Regions from separate parts of the Homo sapiens genome. Here regions 2 and 3 are each linked to region 1. The links are chromatin loops, found by intact Hi-C in ENCODE. Cell type or tissue: GM12878. All regions are shown on one strand.

Evidence for each region. A loop is a pair of places that touch in the nucleus more often than their neighbours do. Peaks named below come from ENCODE experiments on the same cell type or tissue, not always from the same donor. Only the 100,000 strongest peaks of a DNase experiment are listed, where the experiment ranks them.
Region 2: it touches region 1 in a loop (4-fold over the local background); 2 of 110 quality-filtered maps call a loop at or near these places.
Region 3: a loop joins it to region 1, with 9 times the contacts of the local background. A loop is called at or near these places in 5 of 110 quality-filtered maps.

Annotation. Positions count from the first base shown.
Region 1 is chr2:57,902,788-57,910,787 of GRCh38, forward strand. It overlaps a transcript of VRK2 not described here. Among named protein-coding and RNA genes, the nearest start is that of VRK2, 140 kb to the right of the region's middle. RefSeq lists an enhancer at 5,981-6,280. In GM12878, a CTCF peak has its summit at 3,534; DNase peaks (open chromatin) are centred at 3,634, 5,010 and 6,104; H3K27ac peaks cover 3,188 bases.
Region 2 is chr2:58,758,961-58,766,960 of GRCh38, forward strand. All of the region lies in intron 2 of LINC01122 (long intergenic non-protein coding RNA 1122), which reads left to right. Among named protein-coding and RNA genes, the nearest start is that of LINC01122, 240 kb to the left of the region's middle. In GM12878, a CTCF peak has its summit at 3,426 (motif pointing right); a DNase peak (open chromatin) is centred at 3,437; H3K27me3 peaks cover 180 bases.
Region 3 is chr2:58,867,593-58,875,592 of GRCh38, forward strand. The region is part of intron 3 of LINC01122 (long intergenic non-protein coding RNA 1122); the gene reads left to right. Among named protein-coding and RNA genes, the nearest start is that of LINC01793, 350 kb to the right of the region's middle. RefSeq lists an enhancer at 7,344-8,000. In GM12878, a CTCF peak has its summit at 4,367 (motif pointing left); DNase peaks (open chromatin) are centred at 3,289 and 4,129.

The DNA of each region.
Region 1 (8,000 bases):
TCAGCATATTCAGACGTTCCTTCTTAGTCATGTGTTGAGGAATGGAATGGTGAAGGGCTAGAAAAATTACCCCGCCATGTGCATTCGGCATTAAGACAGAGCACCCGAAGATGAGCCAGAGCAAATATGTTAATCATAATTCTATATTACACGATTCCTTCCACCCAGTATTGTGTGGAGATATATGTATATATATACAGTAATGTTGTTGAAGCCACCATGGGAAAGGAACCAGATATTTGTTTTTAAGCATTATAGGCTTTATGCCTGAATTTTATAAATGAGGAGGTTACCTGTGTGCCTTTAAGAAAATACTGAGAAACTTTTCTGTGCCTCAGACAGAAAATATAAATTGTGAACTTATTTAATGGCTATACCTTCCAAAGTAGAACAAAAAGAGAGAGCTATTGAGGTAACTAAAACAAAGTAAGAAATACGGCAAAAAAAGAGAAAAATACTTTTCCCCAGGTCTGAATCCAGCAGCTGAGAACACACGAAGGAGATGAATGAACTGAAATGGTATTTGCGGTAGAAGAGATAGATGCTGAGCTGTTACTTCTTGTGATGCTATGAGGTATTTATAACAACAAAAGACCCTCTTGAAAATAAAATCAGCATCCAGTTTCTCAGCAACAAACAACCTTCAGACGCCACAAGCAGTATACTACCTTAAACACTAGTGTATCCTACAGATGTTACTAATTACTTCAGTAAAATTTTATATTTTATTTATAAGCTGCGTCTACATTCGGATGCTACTTTCAGACTATTATTTCTCTTAATAAGCTCCTTTACCCTTATCTATAATAATGAAGGTAAACCTGGAGAAAAATATTTTTCCAGCCTGTGTCTCCATCCTAAAATTCGAATCAAATCATAGCATATAAAACTCCTTAAGTTTGAAGTGTGGTACTTAGTTTTTAAAAAGGAAATATTGGCCGGGTGCAGTGGCTCACGCCTGTAATCCTAACACTTTGGGAGGCTGAGGTGGGCGGATCACGAGGTCAGGAGTGGAGACCATCCTGGCTAACGCGGCGAAACCCCGTCTCTACTAAAAATACAAAAAATTAGCCGGGCGTGGTCGCAGGCGCCTGTAGTACCAGCTACTTGGGAGGCTGAGGCAGGAGAATGGCGTGAACCCGGGAGGCGGAGCTTGCAGTGAGGTGAGATCGCACCACTGCACTCCAGCCTGGGCAACACAGCAAGACTCTGTCTCAAAAAAAAAAAAAAAAAAAAAAAAGGAAATATTAAAAGTAAGTTTTTTTCAATAATGATTTTTTTTATTTTCCAAAGAGTATCACGGAGTTCACTTTTCTCATTAAAAAATAATAATATGCATGTAGTGTTTGACATTTCCCTTGTGAGCTGCAAAATCTAGAAATCAGGGGACATTGCTGAAACATCTGTTATTTCACATTTTCCATTGAATGACTTCCATGATCAGATGGACAAAAGACAATTACTACCATGCTTTTAGTCATTAGAGGTATTACAGTTTCTAGTAGTTGGCTTTTTGATGTTTCTACTGTCTCTTGGTATAGGTATATCCAAAGTGGAACAGAGGTGATAAGTTATCTTAGTCTGCCTGGTGCACCAACTGGTATCATATTGGCCTGAAATATTTTTCTGTATGTCATAAAGCTCTTGGAATTAAGAGATTCTTTGCATGCAAAGTAAAACACAATCTATTGAGTTGTAACTCTGATGAAAAATTTTGCTAAAATCTGAGACACATTATTTGTCAAATAAGATTTTGTGTTCTATGCCATATCAAAGAAACATGTTGACAAATGAAGAGTTAAGTAAATTACACATGAGATAAGTGTTTGTCTTGATTTGCTTGGGGGTATTGTGTATGTGTGTTTGTTTTTCTTTGTTTCAGTTTGTTTCTCTGGTTTGTTGTTTTTCTTATTATGTCATGCCAAACAGTAAATTTGATAGATTAATTTTTTTTATCATGGTAGTGACCTAATTAGACAGGTTGTTTTATTTGCAGTTGTTTAGCACACAGTCACATAGACACAGCCTAAATCAAGACTTTACATATTAAAAAAGTTAGAAATTTTAAAGAAACACTACACAAAACTGGGTAGAAATTGGAGAGTTCATAAATAATCTACTCTGACTTCTGATTCCAAATCCACTTCCAAATTTTTGTTAGAGTTTTATGACATATTCTGTTAAAAAAAAAAAAAGACAAAAAGGTGTAAGAAACACTCATTACGTGGCTTAAAAATGAACATTGAAATCACTCTGCTGATTCTGTTTTCCACAGGCAGTCACAACAATACCTCCATCTCACATACCCTTCTTAAATGTGACTTGGACACTATTCCCATGAAGAAATGGTCTGTGTTTCCTACCTTAAAAATGGGCTGGCTTTGTGACTATTTTGACTAACAGTGTATGGCAGAAATGATGTTATTGACTTTTTGTGTCTAGGTCATTAATGACCAAGAAGCTTCTGCTTTGTTGGCTAAAATACTTGTTCCTGAAAGCTTGCAAGAAGTCTGACTGCATTGAGGCCACCATGCTGTAAGGCAGACTAAACCCACCCAAAAGAAGAAGCTGCATGGAGAGGCCATGAGGCTACACAAAGAGTGAGAGATGATGGCAGCCTCCAGCTGCTTCGACCTCCCATCCTCCAGCTCTAGCACTAGCTGTAGCAAACAACTGGCCACAACACTAGGAAAGACCACCCAGCTCAGACCATTCCCAAATTCCAACCCACAGGAATCCATGAGAAGTCATAAAACAACGGTTATGTTTATAACCCCAAAGATTTGGGAGATCATTTATAGATCATTCATTTATTAAGCAAATGTTTACTGAATGTCCAGTCTGTGCTGGGCAATATCCTAAGTACAAAATCCTGCAAGGATTTTTTTTTCTCAAAGGAGTTTAATCCCTCTATCCTCTCTGCTTCCATGGCTCTTTAGATTGGTAATATAGCATTTATTTATTTTGTCCATATTGGTAATACAGCATTTATTCTTTGGTCCATATTGGTAATACAGCATATTTTTCCATATTCTATAAGTTGTATACATGTTTGATTATACAATTCTAAATTCAGGATCTGATTCTGAATTAATTTTATTTGCCTCTATAGTGTTCCTAGTGTACGTAAGTGTTGATATATAGCACCTATCTGGATAAAAAAAATTGATGCAGGAAAATTAATACCATTAGCCCCCATGATACAAATTAAACTAATATTCTTGAGACATAATTTATTTAAAATAGCTGAAGTCTTCAACTGAAGGAAAGGAAATACTTTTTAAAAAACATTTGAATATGTGATTATTCCTTACAGCAGTCAAAAGAGAAAGAAATAAGTACTTCTCAAAGATTCTAGTAATTAGTAAACAAGCCACGAGGTACTTAAAATTACCTTAAACCAGTTTTATTTTGTCAAATAGTCTGTTACTACAGCTATAGATAATTTTGTTCTAAGTGTAGCTTAAAACTAAAATGTGCCCTGGATAAGATAAAAAGTAGTGTCTGGGCGTCCTCATTACAATCTTCCTTCCTACCACTAGTCTATGCTGTTGCACTAAGTACTGAATGCTTGTTCAGTGTCCATAGGAATGTGGGGAAGATCACTTTTGTCTAAGATTTGTTACTCAGATGGGAAAAAGTCAAATGCCTTATTTTTTCCCCAAAATAGAAGCAGGCAATTTATAAACAATTCTGTTCACGAAAAAATGTATTCTGAATTCATAAATTTAAGTTATATGTTTTAACTATGTCAATTAGAAAAGGAAAATATTATGGGGGTGGGGCCTCCCTTTCTAATTTTGAAAAGAAGGAATCTAATCGTCATAGTTAAGCACTCTTACTTACAATGTTGAGTTTTTGTTAATTTCTCCTGGTCCTCTGCCTCACTTTGATCTGCATTTAATGAGTTACAAATCCTGTGAATTTTACCTCAGCGCTGTTTTTTCCACCTAGCCCATTTTCTCCCCTTTGTATTAACACAGTTTAAAACCTCAATGTCTATAAACTGCACAGTGCAGGCAAACATGTATTGAGGTCTTATCTGTGTGATGTCTTATGCTAAGGGCTTCACATATGTACACTGTTTAAATCTTACACAAATATGATGAAATAAATTCTAAAAGTTTTCCTGTTTTACAGATGAGAAAAGCCATGGAGGACTTTTTTTATTATTATTTTTATTTTTTTGAGACAGAGTCTTGCTGTGTCACCCAGGCTGGAGTGCAGTGGCGCGATCTCGGCTCACTGCAACCTCCACCTCCCAGGTTCAAGCGATTATCCTGCCTCAGCCTCCCAAGTAGCTGGGACTACAGGTGCCCACCACCACGTGCGGCTAATTTTTTTTTGTATTTTTAGTAGAGACGGGATTTCACTATGTTGACCAGGCTGGTCTTGAACTCCTGACCTCGTGATCCTCCCGCCTCTGCCTCCCAAAGTGCTGGGATTATAGGCGTGAGCCACTGCACCCAGCTGAGGACTTTTAGAACTAAGTAATTCACCCAAGGTGATAGTCAGTAGTGGTGGAACCAGCATGCAAATTAGACAATGTGACTTCATAGCCTAGTATTCTACTCTACTTCTGTAACTTATGGCTGGAAGGGACTTTAAAATTCCATCTACTCCATGTTTAATGCTTCATTCTCCCTTAACATTTGCAAAGTTGTCACTAGCCTATGTTGGAACATCTCCAATGACTGTCACAATAGTCTTCTATCTCTCAACTCCAACTCACCCTATGCTCTGCCAGATTCATTGTTTTCAAAAAGCTTTTTGTCATAATCTCCCTCAGCTCAAATAAACAACTAGCATTTCCAAACAGAGCAACTACAACCACTTCAAACATCCTAAACTCCCTCCAACCCTGGCTATTCACACGCTTCAGTTCACAACTTCCATCCAGAATCCTACTTCTCTGATTGTCCTCATGGGGAAAGTATGCTATTTCCTTCATCCTACAAGATGCTTCTCACTGACTCTATCCATATTCTTCTCATCCTTCAAGAGCCAAGTCAAATCTCTCTGCTTCCAATAAGCCTTCCTTGCTACACTCAGGTAAATGTAATCTCTCCATCTCCTGGCGAATGTCTCGATTTCTTTTTCTGTGCTATGCCTGGTGTGACAGGGAGTCAGGGCCAAAGATGATCTAACAAAGTCAGAACATGATAATCCAAGTACAGAAGATCATTTCATCAATACAGGCTCTAAGAAACAGTCTAGCAGTGGGTGACTGCTAGACTGTTTATGAGAATATGAGAATGAAGGCCAAAAGGATTCACAAGAGGGGATCAAGAGATTTTCAAGGAACTTCTGGAAGGCAAATCTAAGGAAGAATCCAAAATCAGAAACCAAAAAGCATAGTCAGGAGTTAAAGAACTTAGAGGAGCAGAGCACAAAGTTGTACATCGTATGTGGTTTTATCTTGGGTTGATTCTTCTAGTTTTCATTAGGATGACCACACATCACGTATGATTTAAAGATGTTGCTTTGCCTCTTACAATTTGCACAGCTTTTGCCACCCATTATTTTCTATGATATATTATAATTATACATCTGACAAAATTCTGAAATTGGCAGCTGTGACTACTTATGCTCTGGACTTATCTATAAATCTTTTAAGGATAGTCACAATTTTGTCTGTGTCTCTCTAAGAATCTTGCAGTGTTTTAACATAAAACATGATGAAGAAGTATTTGATGAGTGTATGCATGCATATATAGATGGATGAAAACATTAAAAAAAAAACTTGAGCTCCATCATTTCTGAATGTATAACCAATCCTCCAAAATGTCTGAAGTTAAATGACTGGCTCTTAATAAACCTTTTTGAGGCATCCACACTACCATATTTTACTAATTACTAAGTGTTTTCTAAACTGTGTGTGACAGGTTTTTAGTTAATTGAACCAAATATTTGACCAGATTTGAAGAATAGTTTTTCAAAGTAGTTTTTAATGAGGCCATATCTTGAAGTTTGTTACCTGTTAAATTAAAATGAAGACCAGGCCTGAAGAATCCCTGAGCAGCTAAAACGAGTAGACCTCATTAGTGACCTAAGGGTTGCTGGGTTTGCAAACAGAAGTGAAACTTAACTTGGGGTGATTTCTTGTAAATGCCTATATTAGAAAGAAAACAAAACTTAAGCTCAACCAATCAAAAGTAGCCAAAACCTTAGAAAATTATTAATATAATTAGGGACGTTCCAATAGGATATACCAAATAAGGCAACTGTATAACTATAACCAATCAAATATTGTGCTTGCTTTATTTCTGTGTCTGTTCTGTAAAAGCCTCCCCTTTGCATTCCCTCAGTGGAGCTCATGAACTGCTTTTGGTTTGGAGCTTCCTGATTCTCAAGTGAGTGCTCAAATAAGCTCTCTAACATTTTATTATGCCTCAGTTTACCTTCTAACATAACTGAACTCATTTGACTTTGTATAAAGTAAAAATATCATAAACCTTAAAACTATCACCAGTCCAATATTTTAGGAAGCATTTTATTAGTTACAAATATAAACCACCCACCTATTATTATAAACTGAAATACCAAGAGTAAACTGAAGATCATCAGGGTCATAGCATCACTATGGAGATTAAGTACTGCACTCTTTCACTATCATAAGTGATGATTTACACTTGTAAAGAAAAAGATCCAGGAGAAATATTCAGCCTGAGTGTATGTGTGTGTGTGTGTTTTTTTTTTAGTTCTCAAAAGGAGAAAACATATAAACTGATATAGTACTGGATAAAACCACAGACTACTAGGTAGCTCAGGATGCAAAAACAAACAAAGATTAAAATTCCAAACTGAAATATTTGAGAAATAATTATCCTTTGGTAAAACTCGCTGTCAAGAAGAAATTCATTTTTAATCATGAAATATATTTTTCCTATGCTATTTTTGCTTTGCTTTAATTTGCTATTTAGCAATGCCTGAAATATTAATAATTTGTTTAATAAATTCCTTCTAACTCTTAATAGATTTTTAATGAAGAAATCTGTCTTAGAGATCTGTCAAGAATTGATATTGCATACTTTCTGAAAGCGTTAAATTATTGACCTGCTGAACAGTTTCATTTGAACCTCTATCCTTTTCTTGCCATTTTCTATGTTCAGATATTCTTAGAAGCTTTGTGAAATGTAAAAATTATTGATCCTATAAGCCATAATAACAGGTATTTTAGGAATAAGAAGAAAAATGTTTCATCCACATAGTCAATTTATAAAAAATAAAATCTTTTATTCCAGATTAAAATGGTAAATCACTTGTAATTAGCCTGATAGGTAAAATAAACCCATACTACTTAAAACCATGAATGAAGATAGAGGAAAAAAAAAAAAAACATTCCCATGGGGGCCCCATCGTTGATCTATTTTCTACAAAACACGTAGCTAGCTATTCCTACATGGCTGCCTAAATGCCAGAGCTGTAACAGCTCCAGATAAATCCCTTTCTCCATGCAGATTTTCAACACTGGGAAGGTCAGCTCTGGAGTTCAACAAAGTCAAGGTGCATTCTATCAGAATGGCTGAGATGCTGACTCCCCTATTGTACTCTTCCCTGGATTATGACAATAAAACACAACGCTCAGCTTTGAAAATAAGTAAACTTGTGAAGACAGGAAATGTGTGACACTTTCATACCCCAGTCTCTTCATGACCCCAAGAGAAATTCATACAGGGTTTATCTCTGTAGATTCTGAAGACAAAATGGATCATGACAAGCCTGTAATATTTGCCATCAATCAGATCTGGATTTAATCCCCGGCTTCTCTATTTACTAAATATTTGACTTTTTTATCATTTGTTTATCTGAATGTGTTTCTTTATAATGTTGCCAACCTTATAGGACTGAGGGAAAGATTAAAGGAGATAAAGTATACATTTTCAAATGTTTGTTACCCAACCCAACACATAATTACTGCTTAATAAAAACTGGTGGCTATGGTAGTGGTGATGGTTGATCCCTGCCCCCAACATAAGTTCCAAAGCCAATACTACAGA
Region 2 (8,000 bases), 860 kb after region 1:
GAAATACATATGGTCCCCAACTTACAATGGTTCAACCTACTATTTTTTTTAACTTTACAGTGGTGTAAAAGTGGTACACATCCAGTAGAAACTGTACTTTGAATTTTGATCTTTTCCTAAACTAAGATAAACTCATGACTATCTGTAGCATCCTCATCATCCAGCAATTAATTTTAGTTCAGTGCTTCAACATTCTTCAGGCCTACTGTGCCTTCAGCTGTATACATTAATGATGAATACTCGTACGATGATTCTGTTTTTTACTTTTGGTACAGTATTCAATAAATTACATGAGATATTCAATGATTTATTATAAAAATATGCTTTGTCTTAGATGATTTTGCCCAACTGGAGGCTAATGTACATGTTCCGAGCATGGCTATTGATGTTTGGTAGGTTACATATTGTATTAGTTCATTAGTTCATTGTCATAAAAACCTGAAGCTGGGTAATTTATAAAGACAAAAGGTTTAATTGGCTCACAGTTCTGCAGGCTGTGCAAGAAGTGTGGTGCTGGCATCTGCTTCTGATGATGGCCTCAGGAAGCTTACAGTCATGACAGAAGGTGAAGTAGAAGCCAGACCATCACATGGCAAGAGCAGGAGCAAAAGAGAAAGGGAAGAAGTGTTACACTCTTTTAAACAACTAGAACTTGTGTAAACTGACTGAGTGAGAATTCAGTCATCACCAAGGGATGGCACTAAGCCATTTATGAGAGATTCACCCTGATGACCCAATACCTCCTACCAGGCCCCACCTCCAACACTGGAAGTCACATTTCAATGTGAGATTGGAAGAGGACAAACATCCAAACCATATCAGTGTGTTAAATTCATTTTCAACTTATGATGGGTTTATTGGGACATAACACCATTGTAAGTCAAGAAGCATCTGTACTTACTTGGATGTACCCAAAGTTCATTGAGTTGGCCCTTTCATAAATATTTACTGAGCACTTACTGTGCAGGCACTCTTCTGTGCATTAGAGATACAACTGTGGACAAGGATAGCCAATAATCAAGTGTAATGTCAATAGAAATAAGTGCCACAGAGAACAATATAGCAGTATATAGGATCAAGAATGTCTGAGTTAGGATTGCTCTTTTGGACAGGGTGATCAGAAAAGGGCTTTCTAAAGAGGAAGCTTTTGAGCACACCTGAGTGAAGTAAAGGACCAGGTTATGAGACTGTCTGGTAGAAGATATTTCTAAGCAAACTGTGGATGATACCTTTGTCAGTTTCTCCAACTTAGAATAGAGAAGCCTCGATACTGAGAACATTTCTTATCTTTTCCTTCTGGGCTCTAGGTCACTGGGACTCACTGTCTCGTTCCCAAGTCAACTCTGTGCTGAAGACACGTTCAATAGGAAGAGGTGGTTTAACTCTTCTGGCAAATATTATGCATGGTGGCTGTCCCTGAGAGTATCTGCTAGAGCAAGGGGTCAAGCATTGAGTCCTAGGCCCTGGGTGAGCAAGGGAACCAACTGGAACTCTAGACCTCTCTCTCACATCTCCCAGAGCAAAAACTAGGAAAACAATTTGCAGTGTTTTTACTCCATAGATGACATTGAAGTTCTTCTCATGTCTGGATGTAGTGTATGGATGTGAATATAAATCTCTCACAAACTTTCGTACTTTACTAGTAGCAGCAACACATTACTTGTAACCTTACTTTGTGAGTATTCCAGGCACAGCACTTTGTCAAGACAAAGCCCTAGGTTAAAAAGTACTGTGAGAGAGGTCAAGGTAACAGATTCAATCCCTATCTGTGGCAGTTATCATTCCCCTAGAGACTCATGACCCTTCATAAAGTGGATTTTTTTTTAAGTAAATACCATTAGCATCAGGGAGCATGGGGCATGGAAGTACAAGTCATTCTCACCAAAGGCTTGCCAAATAAAGGCAATATTGACAGAGGGTTAAGACGGAAATTAAACAATTTGTTTGTTGCAAAGTATGGTGGAGGCTGAGATTCAACTAGCAGAAGCAAAAATCATTTCTCTTTCCTTAATTCATAGCCCTTTTTTTTTTAATGAAAATATTCAATGAAAGTAGTATTCAACAGTAGTTTATGATCCTGAAGAGCCACTCAGGGGTTTCCCCCTTCATCCTACTGAAAATGCACAGAGACTTCACAAGAGAGTTTCACTGAGCAGCAGTGGTGATAGTACAACCAGGGCTTTACCTGTCTTTGAAGATGAACAGCAGAACATCCATCATCCATGAGACCCACTGTGCTACCAAAAGCGTAAAGAAAACCATGAGTGCAGTGTTGTGATTCCCAAAGATATTTCTAATGATTTTCAAAACAAGAGCAAGAAAGGAGTCACAATTGTACTCTATTCCCACTTGAGATACAAAGGACATTTTCCCCAGGATATGGGGACTGATTAAGCCAGCAGTATCAACATTATCTGAGAACTTGTTAGAAATGCAAGATCAAGCACTTTCTTCTCATTCTTTTTCATTCATGTGCTTTCCCTCACACTGCTTTACTTTCTCTGCCTTTCATTTCTCTGGTTTATCACTGGCTCCCTCATCCTTCAGCCCTTGGATACAATGTGAAGTTTGAAACCTCCAGCAGTCCTTTCCTTCAAAGAAAGCATGTAACCCCCACACTGGAATGTCTTTGGAGCTGTGTGAATAAATGTGTTGAGAAGGAGTAGATGGTTCCCAGGTAATTTTTGCAGACAGAACGGCAATCCAATTCTGGATCTGCAGTCAAACCATCTGCAGAGATAAACATCAGAAGCAAATTTGTATTTGTGGGGGAAACTGTCCTTCGTCCTCAACCCAACATTGAATCTGAAATATTTACAAGCTTTATTACATGTAGAATTGGTTTTTAATGCTTTGAGGTGTTGTGTAGGTGAAAGGGAATGGAGCTGATAAATGTAGTTACATTCTTGCATCCATTGGTGACACAATTTTCCAAAAAAGTCATTTTGCATGTAGAAAAAAATAATGATGGGGGAAATGAAATAGTGTCATAAAAATGTATAAAATAATCTGGCAGGGCTCAAAATTTGAGAGAGATTTGAGGCCAAGCAAAAGACTCTATCAAAAAGACTTTAAATGCTATCTCCAATTTTCTTAAATTTAGATAATAAGAACATAACATTTTTCAATCTAAAATGATTCCCCTTGTTGATGGGGGTCTGAGAGCCAGGGCTGCAAGACTGTTCATTCTGGTTTATCTTCAGATGAAATCCAGCCATGGGGTTCAGGTGGAGGGCATCGAATTGTTGTGAGAAAGCAGTGGTGTAGAAATCTCTCATTGCACCGGCATCAGACTTTCTCACATACACAGAGATAGAACATTATAATTCTCCGCCCCACCCTGCATTCTTGTGGGATTTAAGAAATTCCTGCTCTCACTTTCTACAAGGGCTGGTGTAGTTCATGCTGGTGCCAAATTGGTCACAAGGGGGCACCGAAGTGCCACAAATTTTGCCCTGGGACCTTTCTACACATGCAAATTTCCAGCAACAGAGGCCACAGAACTGTGGCCCTTCAGGAGCATTCTTCCCAAGCTTGCTTGGCAGAGGCATCACCATGGTGGTTGGAATCATAAAACATCGCCCACAGTTTGTGTCTGCCCAAGTGTCCATCTTGGTGCCAGTTTGAAAGTATTCCACCATGGTGGTTGAAGCACCATATTAAGGTTCTTTCTTTAAAATATTTTTTTTTCTTTAGCTAATTCAGCCCTGCATCATGTTACTTTTAGAGAAATTGTTACAAAAATCCATTTGAGAGGAATCTGTTAATTAAAAAAAAATTGATAGTACACTTTCTAACAATACATTTCAAGTATTGGTGTCCTGAATCTATTCCTAACAGGGAAACTATTATTTTCTTTTTTAACTGTTTGCCAAAGGAGACAGTCATTTGTTTATTTATTTACTGTGCATTGTCTTTCCTCTTTACCTGAAAAGTGAAGAATTGGCAGGGTTCTTGCTGCAACATGAAGAACCATGGGATAATTTCATGGAGCAACAGTGAAGTTATATGTTAGTTTCTCTCACTTAGAGAAGATGGGGAATTTGACTATTGATTTCAAATTTTCTCTGTCTGGGCAGGAGAGCTTGTATTTTATTAAATGCAGTCAATTTGTGGTGAAATATTCTTTTTATTTTTCAAGATAGATTGCTGATTTACTTTAGAAGGGTGGGAAAATAAGTCTGTACCTGCTGAGTGCTGAAGAGAAGTGTTTATTTGCTTTATTGATTTGATCCATTTTTGTGAGATGTTTTCTATGTATTTTTCATTTGGCTACAAAACCTGCCCACAAATGGTCCTGGCTGTTGTACTGCTTCAGCATTCTGGAGAATAGCTCCAAAGAGTAGAGTTTGGAATTTGCAAATAATTCTTTTGTTGGAGAAGCCTTTCGTGGAGAGAAGCTCTGTGCCTCGGATATGGACAGGCTTATAACAGCAACCTCTATACTTTCCAGTGATCTTGATTGGTTAAGTTGTCTTACGGTTCGAGGGTATGAACAAAATAAGTTTTGGCTTCCCAGCTAGGACCCTCAGATCATTGTTAAGTGGGAAGCATGATCAATCACAGGTACTAACATAAATACCAAGAATATTAAGCTTTCAAAAATGGTCCTTCTGGCCTTGAATTCTTTATTTGGTATCAGAGGATGAAAGCTTCCTGTTTAAAAACAAAATGATGATACTGCTTCCGATTGAAAACTTATTCATTTATTTAAAAGCTAGACTTAAAAAAAGCTAGACTTTTAAAAGGCCATTCAATTATGATGAGCAAGAAGAATGTCTGATCTATAGTTTTAAGTGGAAAAGTATAATGTACATACTATGTATATAAAATTTTACTCAAAATTTTACATACAAGATGTAAAATGTGAGTATGTTTATATGTAGCAACTGGGAGGCATTTTGGATTACATAGGCTATTTTGTAGGGATTTAGATTATAGGTGACTTTAAACAAATTTGGTTGTGTTAATTTTAGAACATTATTTATGCTAAAAAAGAGCATTGGATACTTTTGTAAAATGATGACTCCTTTATGTGATTGGGACTAATTATCTTGACATTTTCTGGCTGAGTTAAAAAATTTTTTGAATGTTGGGTTTCTTTCAAGTCATATCTGATTCCATTAGAGTTGACCATTTCTACTTTCTTTACAGAGGAAATCAGACCAAGATTTTTAGATCTAGACTGGAAAGATAAACATAAATTTTATTGCAATTTAAATTACATATAGTATCCATCCAATTTTGACAGAATAGGCTCAGGATTCATTGATATTTTTTATTTCTTCGATAATGAGGTAGAGAAAATAAACTTGACAAATTCTAAACTATACTCAACTGTTCTAGAAATAATATATAATAAGCTTCCATTAATGGAATGACCTGTTGCAATGAAGTATATTTTTAAAAATCCTTATGTATATATTTCAAGATTAGAAAGCTCACACACACACAATTTTTTTTAATATATAAAGGAGAAAACAGGTTTGTCATACAATTAGTTCATATACATATGAGGTCAGTTAACTCTGTTCAGCTTTTAGTCATGCATAGAAGGATAGCTAAAGATAGCAGATTCAACCCACTTCATTTCCTATGTGCGCCTAAAGGCACTGATGCTGAGTTTTGGCAGAGAAAATAAATTCAAATATAAGAGGATGTAGGCATGTTGATTTCCAGACCAGAGAAAGAAGTTAAAGAAGTAACTTTGTTTTGGATAGAGGTGGGTGGGAAGGACGCTCTCTTTGAAGTAATGTTCGGAGCTTAGATGATGTTCTAGGAGCCTTTCCAAATTTAATTATTTTTGTGCTCAGTATTTCAAATTTCAAATAATTACAGTTATCTAAATTTCAATACAGGCATATGGGTTCCCCATTTCCTGTGACTTATAACTGTACTTGTTTGGGGGAAGGAAGTTTCAAAGGTGAGATTCATTTTCATGGTGGCTGTGGTTGTTTCCATTGTGCACTTTTCCAGGCAGTTGTTGTGAAAGCAGCCCAGGAAACTTTGCTTATCACTGGCTAAAAGGCGATACTTAAAGGTGAGCTTTTGGGTGGTGGAGCAGGAAGTGGTGAAAGAAATACATAAGAAAGTAATCTTGGAACAAAAGCCTTGCCAATTTGTTCATTCTTGCATTTTTAAAAAAAAAAGAATAATAAAGATTCGATAATCCTGGATTCTCAGAGCAATGCTTCCATCACTGTGCTTCATCCTGAAGAGCAATTTGTTCATCTACATTAGGTTTCTTATTTATATTCACATATGGATAGGTATTTCTTTACATTCGGCTGCCTCTTATTATATACTGAAAAGACAATATGCTTTTCCAGTCTTGTAGCATTGTTGCTGGTTTGGGACATCCCCACGTATTAAAAACATGCAACTGGCATAGGATGTTTACCCCATTAATTAAATTTTTCCTAATGCAGTTTATTGTGGGTGCTATTTTCAGGTCATGCTTCTATTTGTAGTCTCTCTCTCTCTCTCTCAAGTAGATTTTTAAAAAAACAGGTCTAGAAATCTTTGTGAAACTTAAAAAAAATTATATGGAGTTATAAGCATTTCTTTCAAATTAACGCTTATTTAGATACCTAAAATGTTATCACCTGGAGTTTTTTTTAATGTAGATAACTCAACTTGACTTCTATTTTTTTCTTGTTTAAAAGTTTGTTGTTGTTGTTGTTGTTTTTAAAATGAGAGTTCTTATTGATGGGAGAATACTGAGCCCCCCTTTCCCTAATATGTAGATGAAAAGGGGAAATTAATGATTGACTGAACTTTTCACTTTTATCCAGATGTCTTTGCTTTCTGTCTACTTAGCCTAAGTGTGTGTGTGTGTGTGTGTGTGTGTGTGTGTGTGTGTGTGTGTGTGTGTATGTGTCTACAGGCATGTGTTCTAACCCTCCAGTCCCAGGTAGAAATTGGTGGGGTCAGTTCTGGGATGGTGATAGAATCTGGCAGCATAAAGTGGTGTGGGTGGGTGTCGCTTCAGCTAGAACCAAAATGCTCAGATATCCTTGCAGGTACAGGTGTGCTGGGATGGACTGCAGGACTATAATGTGGAGATGGCACCTGCCAACAAATTCCAGTGACCAAACAAAGGGAATGACTGCTCTTTGGAGACTGTAATTGTGGTCTCACAGCAGATCTCACATTGTTCTATGCTCCGTGGTAAAGGGACAATTTATGTGTTGTTTCAAGAAATTATTATTCACATTTCTTCAAAAGAACTCTGCTTTGTAGTATTCCTGGGGACATTCCTATTTGACTGCAACAGTGACTGCCTTAAAGTGGTGAGAAAAAGTGATCTTCACACATAGAAGTTAGGAAAGCAAAGGTGATTGGGGACTGTGGTATAAATGTGTTATTAAAATTCATCTCTTATATGGTGAGCTATATCTAATTTCAGAAATAGATTTTATCAACCAGAATCAGCAATATCTTTCAGTCTGCAGTTCTCTGTTACACAGACACATTCTCTATTAAATATATTTTTCTCTTAAAACTGGGAATATTATCTGATGCCTGTGTATGAGTGACATACTCCAAGTCCCATCTGCTGATCTACCTTTCAAATATTCCGATGTCCTCCTTGTTTCCCATTTTTTACTGTTCAGGTCCTCCACAGAACATTACTGTCCCAGCAGACCTTTTATCCAAGGACTGTTGATCACAACCCAAGAGCTGTCATCCTATTTGCATTCTGTGGAAGCATCATTATTCACAACACTTGATGTCCATAAAAACACATTAAAACTATTTCCTTGAGCAAAAATAATCAGCTCTCTGCTGTACATATCATTTGTGTACTCAAATTGTAAAATGTAAATTGATATATAAGAAAATGGCCCATTAACTTTTTCATTAATGACAATAATACATTTTGTACACCAGCAGTAGGAGGATCTTGCCTCTACTTTAGCAACCTGAAGGGTAAATGGAGCCCTCCTTCTTTTTCTTTTCTAATTTCATAAAAATGGTGGGTATCATCAAGCAGAGAT
Region 3 (8,000 bases), 960 kb after region 1:
GATCATCAGACCCTCATGCGACAGTTATCCTGCCCTGTACCTGGAGGGAAGGAGTACTACCACAGAGGAGCCAGGAAGAATCTGAGCAGACAGGCCTTGCTGGGTTTCCCTGCCTTAGTCTATTACCATTAGACTATACACTTTTAACCAATTATGTTTTCTACAACTATCTGTGTTTTCCCCCAAACTTAACATAAAACATGCAGTTTTCCCTGAGTCTTTTCGTCTGCATTTCTGAAGGCTCCTGGTTTCACATAAAACATTGATAAATAAATTTGTTATGCTTCTCTCTTGCTGACACATCTTTTGTTATAGGAGTGCTGGCCGTGACTGCTGTGGTGCGTAAGGAAAAGGTATTACCTCTTTGCCCCTATAGTGGTTATGGTACTTAAACAAGTTAATTTGGTGGCTGAGTCTGAATTAGAACTCAGATTTCCCTAGTCATCCTCCTGTGCATTTTCATTCGTATCACCCTGTATAAAATATTTGTTCTCCCTGGGGCTTATGCGTTTTGAAAAGAGTCAAAATTTAGGTTCATATTCAATGATAGACTTTAGCAAACTCTACAAATGAGCTTTAGTCATAAGCCACAGTTGGAGGGTTCATGTGCTTGCATATGCAATGGTGGCCTTAAAACCCTCCCAGAGACTGAAATTGCAACATATTTGCTGGCCTCTTGCTCTATCCCCAAGGGCGGCAAACCTGGTGCTTCCTCTACCTTTCTGTGGCAGGCATCACAAGGATTTGCTATGCTGGCTAATGTCCCTGTTGTCTTCTATGAGAAGCTCTAATCAGAAATAGCTTCTGTCTGCAGTCGTTATTATGCCTCATGAGAAAATTCAGGGGCCATCTTCCTGAATGAGTAACGTGAACAGGAATGAAGTTCTCCAGAAGGTCTCAGGTTGACTCCATGATATCACAGTGCACCCACTCTATGCAAAGCTTCTCTGGGATTTCCATAAAAATTTCCACTATCTAAATCTCATTTGCATTCCTTTCTTAATTGATTCTGAACCAGCCCTCATTCCCTTAGTGATACCTCCATAAAACAACTTATTTCCACTCTTGAATAGCCACGCTAACAAGAATGGGTGATTTCTACCTGTGGAAGAAAAAGTATCATTCCAGTGTAAACTGGATTTGCCGCCCACGTTGTAGAAATTCTGCTTTCTTGAGTAATTGAGGTGCTCTTTTGAGATTTTTGTTGCCATTCCTAAGGTGAACTGTGCACTTAAAGATCTTGCTATACATTTGTATAATGCTTTATCAATTTATAAAGCATTATGAAATGCATTATTTTGTTGAATTCTTGATATGGTTTGGCACTGGGTCCCCACCAAAATCTCATCTTGAATTCTACTTCCATGATTCCCATGTGCTGTGGGAGGGACCCAGTGGGAGATAATCGAATCATGGGTGTGGTTTTCCCCATACTGTTCTTGTGGTAGTGAATAAATCTCACGAGATCTGATGGTTTTGTAAAGGGGGTTCCGCTTTCGCTTCTCTCTCATTCTCTCTTGCCACTGCTATGTGAGAAGTACCTTTTGCCTTCCGCCATGATCGTGGGGCCTCCCTAGCCACATGGAACTGTGAGTCCATTAAACCTGTTTTCCTTCCCAGTCTCAGGTATGACTTTATCAGCAGTGTAAAAATGGACTAATACAATTCTAAAAGCCAAACTGCCAAGTAGCTGAAGCAGGTGGAGCCAGGATACTAAGGGTTGGAAAAGGGAGATCACCTTTCAAGAGGGAACCCATGTTTTCTGACTCCTCAGTACCAAGCTCCACATGTTTGGGAAGCAGTCACTTGCTGGAGAACTTGGGAAAGAGATATACTTGCTAGGAGTTACATGAAAACTGTAGTTATTGCACTGTTTCCAGTATCCAGCAAGAGGCAAGAGAGTTGGAGTTGGCTTTCCTTGCATACAACCCTTAACCAGCAAAGCATCCCCACAGTCCCTTACTCTCATCACCTAGGTGCCATTTCCCTTCCACTTCAGCCCTACCTTCCCTAATTTTCTGACCTCCTACCTTATTAACTCTTGATTTTAGAATGGTGGAATAGTACACCCTTTGGGGGCTGATGCTGATGTGTGCATTTACCTGATTGCCTGCCTGTATTTTCATTCATGCATTTATTTAAAAATATCTAATCACCTTCTACTGTGTACCAGGCACTGTGTAGCAGGAAGAAGATGGAGATACAATGTTGAACAAAGTAGACTTTCTGCCCCCTTGGAGCTTGCAATCCTGAGGGTGAGGGGAAGATATTCTATTACTCAAAGGTTTTGCTTGCAAGCAATAGACTCTAAAATTGGTTAACTAGAGCAGAAATGGAATTTATAAATTCTCACAGCACCAATGGGAATCTTAATAACCAAATTCAAATTCATAAATAGGCAAGCTCTAAAGGAAGCTTGGTAGCAGGGCCACATAGCCAAGGTAGCGCTGCAGAACAGTCTAGGTTGTACCTGTCACTGCCACTGCTGTCCTGGAAATTTGGTGCCCTTGCAGCTTCATTCTCATGGCTGTCACCCTGAATAGTTTCTCAATTTTCTCTTTGTTTTGCTTTATTTCCTTAAGGTTTAAAATCTCAAGTAAGGATGTTAGATTGTTTGAGTCTACACTCTAGCTACATGCAGTATTAAAAGGGATAACTGGGTCCTTTCCTTTCTGTAGTGGGAGGTGAAGGTTTTCTCTTCAACAGCACACACCTCTGAGTTTATTCCTCAATCCTTGGGATCTCTTGCAATTGTGAAGGGCCATGTGAATCATGATAAATTTAAAAATCTTATACTAAGAGTAATGCGTGGCCAGTGAAGTGCTTCAAGGTTGAAAGTAATATGGGTCAGTTTACATTTGCAAAAGAAATTTCAGTGGCATTACAGTAAGTCTGGAACAGAAACCAGACAGCAACATGCTTTCCACAAGAAATTTTAAACCAACTAAATGATTTATATTTGAATTATAACTTGTAAAATTAAAGTAATTCATGCATATTATAATAATTTGGGGTAATTAATGCTAGATGCTGTAACAACCCCAAACTCTCATTGGCTTATTTTCTTATTCACATAAAGTCCAGTGTAGATGTTGTTAGTTAACAACAAGTGGTCTTCAAAATAGTTCTTCAAGGACCCAGGTTCTTTGCATCTGATGGATCCATCATCCCTTCTGGCCTTTGATTCTTTTTGCTGGAGACTTGGTATTTGATCAGGGATCAGGGAAAGAGAGAGGGTAAAAGATCATGTGATACATTTTTATGGGCTATGCACAGAGACGCTGTTATCACTTTCTCTCACATTCCATTGGCTAATACTCAGTCACATGGCCATCCACCTTCAAAGGAGGCTGGGAAATGTAGTCTGTGTGTCCAGGAAGTAAAGGGAACAGGTTTTGATGAACACATAGCAGCCTGCAACGTACAAATAGCTTAAAAATTTATAGGCACAGAGGCTTACAACAAAAAATTGAAAAATAAACTCTTTTCTACCTCCTAGCCCATTGGCAGTGCCCTGAGTAATGTACCTCTGATTCCTTTTTTAGAGCATGTGACAGCAAGATTGCCTCTATGTTTAGCTCAATGTAACATACATGTTGTGAAGCAGGAGAAAGCATTACATTTCAGATTATTAGAGTAATTCCAGGTCAAAGATCCAGAGTTCAGTGAGGTGTGTCACCCACCAGCCATTTGGGTTGAAGCATCAAGGTGTCCCCATCACTTTAGGGCAGGGTTTCTCAGTCTCAGCACTACTCACATTTTGGAATGGGTAATTCTTTGTTGATAGGGGCTGTCCTATATATTGTAAGATGTTTAGCAGCATTCCTTGGCTCTACCCACTAGGTAGTAGTAGTAGTAGTACCCCTCCCCTTACTTGTGACAATTGAGCATTCCCTGACATTGCATATGTATCCTGGAAAGTAAAATAACCCCTAGTTAGGAACCACTGCCAGAGAGGTTGAACCTGGGAGACTCAGAGAGAAGAAGACAGATTCTGTCACTGTGGGCCTCAGATGATGGCACCACTGAGTTTTAAAGGTAAGAATTCCCCTCAGCTTGAGTTGTAGAGAAAGATGAGGATGTGAAAGAATACCATTGCTGAGGTACTTTGGTGTGAAAGACGCAGTTAGGTACAGCACACCATCATATTACTTTAAGATCCAGGAATGACTTTCTTCGTGACTCCAGCCAATACTATTCTCCATGCCTCATCCTTATCACATCTACTAGTCAGAAACATGGCAACACTTGAACAGAAGTTGGGAGTTTAAGGACAAAGAAAGCTAGGTATCAACTTGATTTATCTAGCTGAGGTAGACCAGACCTTTTTTTTTTTTCCCCCTGAAGTGCAGCCCCCTGGTGGATAAAGATTTACTCTACATCTCTGATTCAGCTGCCCTGTGGAGACAGACATTAAAGAAGAATTAAGAATGAAGACAAGAATATTGATCTCCCTCACCAATCTCCTCTAACCGATACCTCTTAATCACAGAACAAATTGGAGTCCCGGTAAACTACTTTAATGAGCATCCATTCTATTTCTTAGTTCACATGATGGGAAGAGAAGCTATCTTGCTGTCTCCCTACCTGGTTTCTCTTTATTTGTGTTTGTAATTCACTTTCTCATACCATGTCTATATTTCATTTTATGTATACATGCATATATATATATACACATACACACACACACACACACACACACATATATTATTTCACATTTTCATCTGTGTTTTGCTGTAACACTGGAGGTTTATTATTTTAGATTGTTGTGAGGCACCTGAATATTTTGCAAGACAATGAGCCTCTAGAATCTTGGTATCCAAGGAACTAATTTCGTGCAGCAAGAGAAAAAAAAAAGGTAAGCAAAAGAAAACAGTAACTATACATCTGGATTCTAGACAGTGTTAGGATGGCATAACTTGTTCCCATCTGAGTGAATTCAGTGGATTTGTATTATACAGTGCCTGCTTAAAACGTGTAGCCAAATCAGAGCCATTCTTTAAATTAAAAACAAACCCCATGGCTTTTGCAGCACTGTGTGCCTTGTATTTGCAACTCTGTTCAGTGAAACAAACTCTTGTCCCAAGAGAGTGGGCAGACAGGAGAGCTCTTAGTGCACAAGCATAAATTTCTTCCTCCTTCCAAATGATATTTTATAAAATTGTAAAGGAAATTGACACCTGAAAGTGCCTGGGTAATGCCATGTCATAAACTTTGTACTGTAAATTGGAGAGCTGGGGTAGACTGTGTTTTGAGCAGCAGGCTACGTACCCAGAAACTGGGCCTATGTTCCCAGGCCTGTCCCTGGCTTTGTGTCACCCAGGGGAAATCAGTACTTTTGCCAGGGCCTGGATTACCCATCTCCAAAGTGTAGATAGATATACACTTTTGCTCCCTCCTTGTCTCTGTTCCCAGCTGTAACTTGCATTTTTGGTATTCAGAAAATAGATGAGCCAATGTTTATGAAACACTTCGAAACCCTAAGTAAAATAATCTTATGCAAGCCTAAGTTGTTATCAACTGTATTGTTATCCTTATCATTACAATGTACATGCTGTTGCATATTTGCAAATTACATACAGTAATTACCTGAATACATACAGTAATTCAAGTACCATTACTAGTACTTGACATTAGTATTTCATATCAACTTGCAGGGCAATAAATACTGCTGGGATGCTTTCACTTGACAGTTGATTATTTATTGGTAGCTCAGGATTTGTTAGACACTATAATTTAAGAGAATTTTAAACTTTGTCTGCCAGCAACTTCATAATCTCAGATATCCTGTGTCTGGTGATAGGCCTGTGCTGTAGGAAGTTCCCAGAATATTAAAGATTCAAGAAACCTGTAAGTGTATCTCCTTCAATGCTTCCATTTTGCAGATGAAGAGATGAGGTCCAGAAAGATCAAGTGACTCTCCCAAGCTGTGTAGTTAATGTGTCAGGACTGAAACCCAAGTCTCTGAATGTGCAGTTAATTGCTCTTTTCATTGTCTTGAACTATATGGCAAAGGCAAAAAAGAAGAAAAAGGGGGTACAGAGCCCAATTGTTTTGCTTGATTGCGTGATTCCCCAATAGTGACAGAGTTACACTGTTAAGGATTTAGAAAATGTCCCCATGGTACCTTAAAAGACTAACTGAAGTTGACAAGAAAGATGAAAACCAAATGTAACCCATGGGTTAGAGACATCAGTGACATGATTAGAAGACTATGGGATGAGTTTCCTTAGAGAGCTGTGGCATAATCTTCTAGTGTGAAGTTGTACTGCTGTCTTTCTGGCAGGCAAGTAGGTGGACTCCATTTTCTATCACCTTTACAGCTGGGATATAAATGAAGATTGTCACTTCCTGGCACTTAGTTGACCCTTTGCATAGAAAACACAACAAATTGGGTGTTGATGATGGTGGAGGTGATTATTTGGGTGAGTCCACATAGAGGAACTAGGCAGCCACATCACTGCCTATGGAGCAGAGATTCCTACTTACTGTGTGGGGACATTTATCATTGACAGATATTCTCCAGGTGGTCCATGGGCTGATATTTTTAAATCATATTAATGTTTTCTTCATAATACAGAATTGTTTCTGGCACCAATTAATAATGTGATTATGATATTTCATACAACTCAGACAGTCCCAGTTTGATTTTTTATCAGTGGCAATCTATCTTCTCATTATTTTTCCTCGTAGGGAATTCTTGTTTTCCAGTGTGTCATCAGAGATCACTCTCACTTTAGTAGGCTGAGATTTGAAAAGAAGTACTTATTTTTAGTAGAGAGATCCATATTATTCCTAGGAGCATGGAAGAGTAATGACACAGCATGATGCTGAAGTATGGTATAGTGTTGGAAATACTAGACTAGAAGTCAAAGGATTGGGAAACTCATCCCGACTTACATACCAAGTAGTTTTGTGATATGACAACTCACTTAACATTTCAGGGCCTTACCTTTCTCTTCTGTAAAATGACATAATTTGATTAAGTCAATTCTAAAGCCCCCTCTAGTCATAAAATTATAGGGATCTAAGTGAATTGAAAATTGATGGCACAATTTAGGAGAAAACTTCCTGGGTTATGGAAGATATTATTATAATTCTTGTGAAACACACAAATTACACCAAATGACCCTAGAGCCAGAGCCCTGCAGCCCTGAAGCTCCCAAGGTGTGAGAGGATAGCTTTATGTTTTTATGCTGTACACAAACCACCCTTTTCCCCAAAACAAGAAGCACATTTTCAACCATAGCTGTTGGGTAATTACATACCCAAACACTAGCCATCATAAGCTATATTGGTGTTTTGTACACCATGCTATGGAATGGTGTACCATCTAAGTTCTTTCTGATGGTGTCAGGAAGACTGGGGAGGAGAAAAGAGACAGGAGGGGAGATAGAGAGAACTAAAGCATAGGCTTTCTGAGGTGGGTGTTGCTAGAATGTCCTTTAAAAAACATCTATCTAGTGTAATGGAAAATTATTAAAGCTGATACTCATGTGGCTAATAGGATCCATCTCGTTTGTCGTAGTCTCATTCCACATACATTAGAAACACACTGCAACCCAGTGGGGCAGCTCTTTGATCTGCCACTAACTTGATAACACCAAGTATTTGTCCCTTATTAATTGTAGCCATACAGTGTAATTTTTTACTGCAGCACAGAAATCCTATGGAACAGGTGTTCCCTTATTGCCCAATGTGACTGCCATAAGATTCCATTGTGTGTGTGCTTCTAGCCCTGAGATTTGAGGAATTAAAGCAGTTTAGGGAGGAGATGTCAAGAAACCTCTCTTGTTTCTGCAAAGCCATCTTAATCATGCCTGCCTCTTTTCTTCAGGTTGATTTACATAGCAGCGTGACATTTCATCATTAAGGAAGCAGGTCCCAATCTTCTGTGTCTTTTTCTTGGCTTGTCTGGCAAGCAATTCTCTTTTGCAAGCTATGAAATCCTTAAGGAGGACTTCCTGGCAAGGGAAAAATCCTCAGTCATCCAACAGTCT